Linked DNA regions of Homo sapiens: region 2 is linked to region 1. The links are chromatin loops, found by intact Hi-C in ENCODE. Cell type or tissue: MCF 10A. All regions are shown on one strand. Each heading gives the region's core, and the rest is flanking DNA. Links, peaks and the distances in the headings are about the cores only.

Region 1 (2,912 bases), core at 227-2,726:
AGTGGGTGGGTTTGCCCGGGTGCAGATGACAGTGGGGGTGTTGGCATTGTCTGAAGTATGTTGAACAAGAAAAATAAAAACAACTAAAATCCAACTGCTTTTTATTATCATCATATGCCAGCAATCCTAAACAATGTCAATAATAAAAAATACTCCCACGTGAAAAAGAATCTTGTTTTCTATTTGTTTATTTATTTATTTTTGGTCTCAGTCAAAAACAACTGCTGTAGTCACTGTTTTAATGATATATATGTAAGCTTCAGCAGAGCACCTTTGTTACTACTCACTTTACTAAACATTGTATTCTGCATGGAAGGTAATTCAGAGAACTCCCTGTTATGTGGATGGGGTTTGATAAGGCTGTGGGGTGCAGTTTGGATCTCCCACTCCAGTCTATGCATAACCCCTCTAACAGGGGATTTGCAACCAGTTGTGGCAGCATGGAGAAGCAAAGACCAAGAACCAGAATGCTGGTGGCTCATGCCTGTAATTCCAGCACTTTGGGAGGCCAAGACAGGAGGATTGCTTGAGACCAGGAGTACATGACCAGCCAGGAGTTCATGACCAGCCTCAGCAATATATTGAGACCCCAATCTCTACCAAAAAAATTTCTAAAAATTGACCAGGTGTGGTGGCATGCGTCTGTAATCCTAGTTATTCAGGAGGCTGAAGGGGAAGACTCACTTGAGTCCAGGAGTTTGAGGCTGCACTGAGCTAAGATCATGCCACTGCACTTCAGCCTGAGCGACAGAGCAAGACCCTGTGTTTAAAAACAAAAGCAGCAACAACAACAGACCCCCTCTTTCACGTTGTGTGCCCAGCTGAAGTTTTAACTTTTGTTTACAATTTAGAGCGGTGAGACAGTGACACTTTGGAGGTGTAATATTTTTATTTGGTTTACTTCATATGTCAACTATTGGTGGAATTTAAATAATATCTTGAAAATGAAGTGTATTCTGTAGTCATTGTCAATTGTTTTAAAACAAAAGTAAATCGAGCAAATAAAATTTACAAAAATGAAATGATTTAGTAGTTGCCTAAACCGTATCTTCTGTAGATGATTCAGTTTGATTAACATCTACTTATTGGTTACTGGACAATTATTTGCACAAAATATTACACCAAACTGTTACCAAGGCGTCAAAGTTGAAACCAAGATGTAGATTTTTAGACTCTTGGGAAAAAAACCAGGCCTTATTTCCTTTTTTGTATTATGATGTTTGCTTTATTTTTATTCATTTGTTTTTTTAATTATATTTATGAAATTCAATAAAAGAAAAATTTTCACTGGTAATGTTTCCTTTCTGGCCATCACTATTATTTGTTTCATTTTATAATCACCATAGCAAGTAATCCTATCTTATATAGAGAGAGGTGTTGAAACATAAGCTGCTCGGGGGGTCAAACATGCTGGGCACACCAGGTGACTGCCATCTTCTTCCGTCCCCGGGAACTTCATTTCTCCTACTGGAACGTGGCGTGGGAACCACTCACTACGTGTGGGGTTAGAGTCCTTTCGCCCCCTGGTGGTTGCGTGAACATTGGTTGCAGGGATGAACAGCTCTGGGCCTCCATCCCGCACATCGTCCATACCCTCAAGCAGCAACGCAGATGGACTCGAGGTGCGGTGTTCGCCTACTGCCTTGTGGAGTCCGACGCTGTGTCTCCCTCCACGATCCGGTTTTGGGGCTCAGATGCTGCAGAGTTGCTCCAATTATTTTTATATAGAGAGGGATAGATTACCCTCAGAAAGAAAGGGGACAAAGACCCTGCCTCCCTTTACCTCAGGCTCAGAAATATGAAACTATGCCTGAGGGGTTGGGGTATCTCTAATGTGATGAATTGAAAGGAAGGACCCTGGAATCCTGAGAGGAAATCCACCTCAAGAAATGGGGGAGACTGGAACCATGAGCACTGAAGGTTCACACCACCGTCTAAAGGCTGGCTCCGGGTCAGCTGAGTGGTGATAAGGGACACCATTTGGATGCAGCAACCCTGGTACCATTTGTGTCTGGTGAAAGAGGCCTCCCCGAGTGTAAACTGAAAGAATATCTTCAAGAGTGAATTGGAGGAGGGCTGTCCAAGGGTGAATTGGAAAAGGTTTATCCAAGAGTGAATTGGAAGAGGCTCCCCATGAATGAATTGGAAGGGGCTTGTCCAAGGATTGAAAGAGCTCACCCAGGTGTGAATTGGAAGGGTGTGTGTCCAAGGGTGAATTGGAATGGGCTTGTCCAAGGGTGAATTGGAAGAGGCTCACCCAAGTGTGAACTGGAAAGATGCTTGTCCAAGTGTGAACTGGAAAGGACTTGTCCAAGGGTGAATTGAAAGAGGCTCACTCAAGTGTGAATTGGAAGGAGGCTTCTCCAGGAGTGGATTGGAATGACCTTGTCCAAGGGTGAATTGGAAGGAGCTTGTCCAAGTGTGAATTGAAAGAGGCTCATCCAAGTGTTAATTGAAAGGAGGCTTGTCCGAGGGTGAACTGGAAGGGGCCTGTCCAAGGGTGAATTGGAAGGGGCCTGTCTGAGGGTGAACTGGAAGGGGCCTGTCCGAGGGTGAACTGGAAGGGGCCTGTCCGAGGGTGAACTGGAAGGGGCTTGTCCAAGGGTGAATTGGAAGAGGCTCACCCAAGTGTGAATTGGAAGGGGCTTGTCCAGGGGTGAATTGGAAGGGGCTTATCCAAGGGTGAGTTGTAAGATGTTACACTTGGGGTCCAGGCAGCTTTTCTGTGGGATACTCCTGATTCCATATCCTCCTTCTCTTGAGGAATCATCATAGTCTAGATACAAAGGGGATGGTCTATTCTACCAGTGAAGGGAACAGGCACCTATCAGACAGCTCAGATGCTGGACTGATTCGTGAACGTGTACAAGCACCTCTAGGCTTATTTAGGAATGCCTGAGCAAAAAAGTATT
Region 2 (2,912 bases), core at 145-2,644, 420 kb before region 1:
ACCAAGACAAAAAAAAACCCAACTTCCTCTGACCCCCACTGCCTCCCAGATGTCCAGTCGTTGGTCATCTCTTGATCTCAACCCCCTCCTCTTCCCCCAGCCCTTAATATAAAAAGCCTAAAATCTGTACTGACTTAAGACAGTACTTGAGAATGTTAGTTCACCATCTTCTTGGTTTTCAAATATACCTGCTGTTTCTCCCACCAACCCTTGTCTCTCAAGTCTGGCTTTCGAGTGGTGAGTAGCTGACTGTATATTCAGTTATAGTATTAATGCTACTTGCAGATGAAATAAAGCAGAGGCTCAGAGGAACCACCCAGCTAGGGAGCTGACTGAAAACTGAAACCCAGATGTGGCTGTCCCCATACCCTTCACTGTGTCACACACACAATCAGATGCACATGTGTGGATGTATGTGTGTGAGAAGTTACGACCAAGGCAGGCGCTGCCTCTCTGCACTCCTTGAGCCCACAACAAGGCCTCCAATGCTCTGCAGAGTCAGAACCCGGCTCAGCAGAGAGAGATGGGGCCCATCACACTCTGTCAGGCACTGCATTCTGCAGCTGGCTTTCTGAAACTCAACTCTCTCCACTTTGGCCACTGCTCTCTCCTCACTCTTCACCTCTCTGAACTCTCCTGGTCTCCTTTTCCTCCATTCTCTGGGTTAAGCCTCTCTGCATCCCTCACCCACAACCCAGCTCCAAACCTCTGCCAGGTGTGTGTGCACCTGCCCATACGCCGCATCCCCAGTGCCTGGCCAATGGGAGCAGCATCCCCCTACACACATTGCGGGTGAGCTCATGAGGGCAACTGAATCCAGGTGTGAATGAAGGAGTAGCAGAAAAAATCCCACACTTCCCAGGAAGTCCATTTCCCAGTGCTCTGCACTGCACTCAAGCAGCCAATGGCTCTACTTGACTTAGTTGGTCTTCCTGACCTCCAACAATGCCAAGCCTTAAACACATAATGAAATCCCACTTGCATTATAACGACACCAAGGCAGCACTCCAAACCTGGCTTCCTAAGCTACTTCCAGTTATTAAATGTCCCCGATAGGATTTCTTGGCACCAATGTCTCTCTCTTTCCTGCAGAAACTGTATTTCTCAACACCAGCAATAAGCAGAACTGCAGGTGGTTCTCAGAAGCCCTGTCCAGACTACCGCGGCCAGAGTTACGGGGCAATGAACACCAAGCACACAACAAACACTTCCCTGCAGGCCCCTTCCAGCGGGTGGCAGTACCGCGGCCAGTTATGGGGCACTGAACAGCCAAGCACACAACAAACAGTTCCCTGCAGGCTCCTTCCAGCAGGTGGCAGGGACCAGAGAAAAAAACATTAGCTCTACAACTCCAACTAGAGTTCTTTCAAGAAATCTTGTGAACTTCCTTTTTAAAAGACGGTAAAATTAACCAGGAGAAAGCTGGGATCGCCCTCCTGGCTCCTCACAGCTGAAAGACAGCAGTGGCCGCCTCCAGCATCACTAGAAGCTCCTGAGGCCCAGCAACGCTCAGTTTGTGTTCTCCAGAGGACCCTCTTTCTACGCCTTCAGGATCTACCAGTCAAGGTGAAGAGCAAAGGTAACATTCAGAGAAAGTCTTTTAGGGTTTGTCCTGCTTTCCCTAAAGATGCTCCACTCACAAATGCTCAGCAAACATCCTGCAGGAAAGAAACAGCACCCACCTGCCACGTGCCTTGGAAAGAAAAACGTTTTAATTAGTCTCACAAAGTGTCCTTAGAATGCATGCAGCTCAGGCTGGCAATGGTAGTTGATGCCTATAATCCCAGCACTTTGGGAGGCTGAGGTAGGTGTATCCCTTGAGCCCAGGAGTTAGAGACCAATCTGAGTATCACTGGACGACCCGTCTCTACAAAAAAAATCAGCCAGGTGTGGTGCTGCGCACCTGTAGTCCCAGCTACTTGGGAGGCTGAGCTGGGAGGACGACCTGAGCCTGGGGAGGTTGAGGCTGCAGTGAGCTATGATCAAGCCACTGCACTCCAACCTGAGTGACAGAGTGAGACCTTGTCTCAAAAAAAAAAATCTGTCTAGCCCCTCTCTCCTCACCCTTTCAGAATCAACTCAAGAGATGCAGAGGCCTGGAAATCCTGATCCAAGAAGGCATACAAGTGAGACATGAAGACCTTTCCCGGGTGGCCCCACCTCAGATGACATCAAGCAACCAACTCACACCACTGGAGGTGGCCAGGGAGGTGGGATGCCCCCGACCCCCCACTTCTCTTCCTCAGAAGCAAACTCACTCTTAAGAAACACTATCTATGGCCGAGCGCGGTGGCTCACGCCTGTAATCCCAGCACTTTCAGAGGCCGAGGTGGGTGGATCACTTGAGGCCAGGAGTTCGAGACCAGCCTGCCCAACATGGTGAAACCCCATTTCTACTAAAATACAAAAATTAGCTGGGTGTGGTGGTGCACGCCTGTAGTCCCAGCTACTCAGGAGGCTGAGGCAGGAGAATTGCTTGGACCCAGGAGGTGGAGGTTGTAGTGAGCCGAGACAGTGCCACTGCACTCCAGCCTGGGCAACAGAGTGAGACTCTATCTCAAAAAAAATAAGATAAAAATAAATAAACACTATCTCATCAGCATCAAAGAGCTCACTCTTTGGCCACAGGAAGGATTTGCGATCGTCACTACATTCCGCATCATGCCCGGAGATCCCCACGCCTCAGGTGTGGATGGTGCTGATCCTGTGCTACAGTCCTGCTGGGCCCTCGGCACCTCTGCGGCAAACACACCTGTCTGTGGCTCCCAGACCGACGCCTGCAGACCCTCATCAACTCTGAGTCTGGAGTCGCAGGTGTGGGGTGGGGCCCAAGAACTGGCATTCTAGCACACTCTGGGCAGGCACTGACACTGCTGTGAATGGCATTTGAGGAGAGGAAGGCAGAGCTGGGA

Evidence for each region. Peaks named below come from ENCODE experiments on the same cell type or tissue, not always from the same donor. Only the 100,000 strongest peaks of a DNase experiment are listed, where the experiment ranks them.
Region 2: it touches region 1 in a loop (17-fold over the local background); 10 of 110 quality-filtered maps call a loop at or near these places.

The regions. Positions count from the first base shown.
Region 1 is chr2:235,134,767-235,137,678 of GRCh38, reverse strand. No RefSeq gene overlaps it. Among named protein-coding and RNA genes, the nearest start is that of SH3BP4, 180 kb to the right of the region's middle. RefSeq lists a silencer at 361-575. In MCF 10A, for the core only: a CTCF peak has its summit at 1,519 (motif pointing left); a DNase peak (open chromatin) is centred at 1,498.
Region 2 is chr2:235,550,440-235,553,351 of GRCh38, reverse strand. The region is part of intron 1 of AGAP1 (ArfGAP with GTPase domain, ankyrin repeat and PH domain 1); the gene reads right to left. Among named protein-coding and RNA genes, the nearest start is that of TNRC17, 34 kb to the right of the region's middle. In MCF 10A, for the core only: a CTCF peak has its summit at 1,254 (motif pointing right); a DNase peak (open chromatin) is centred at 1,251.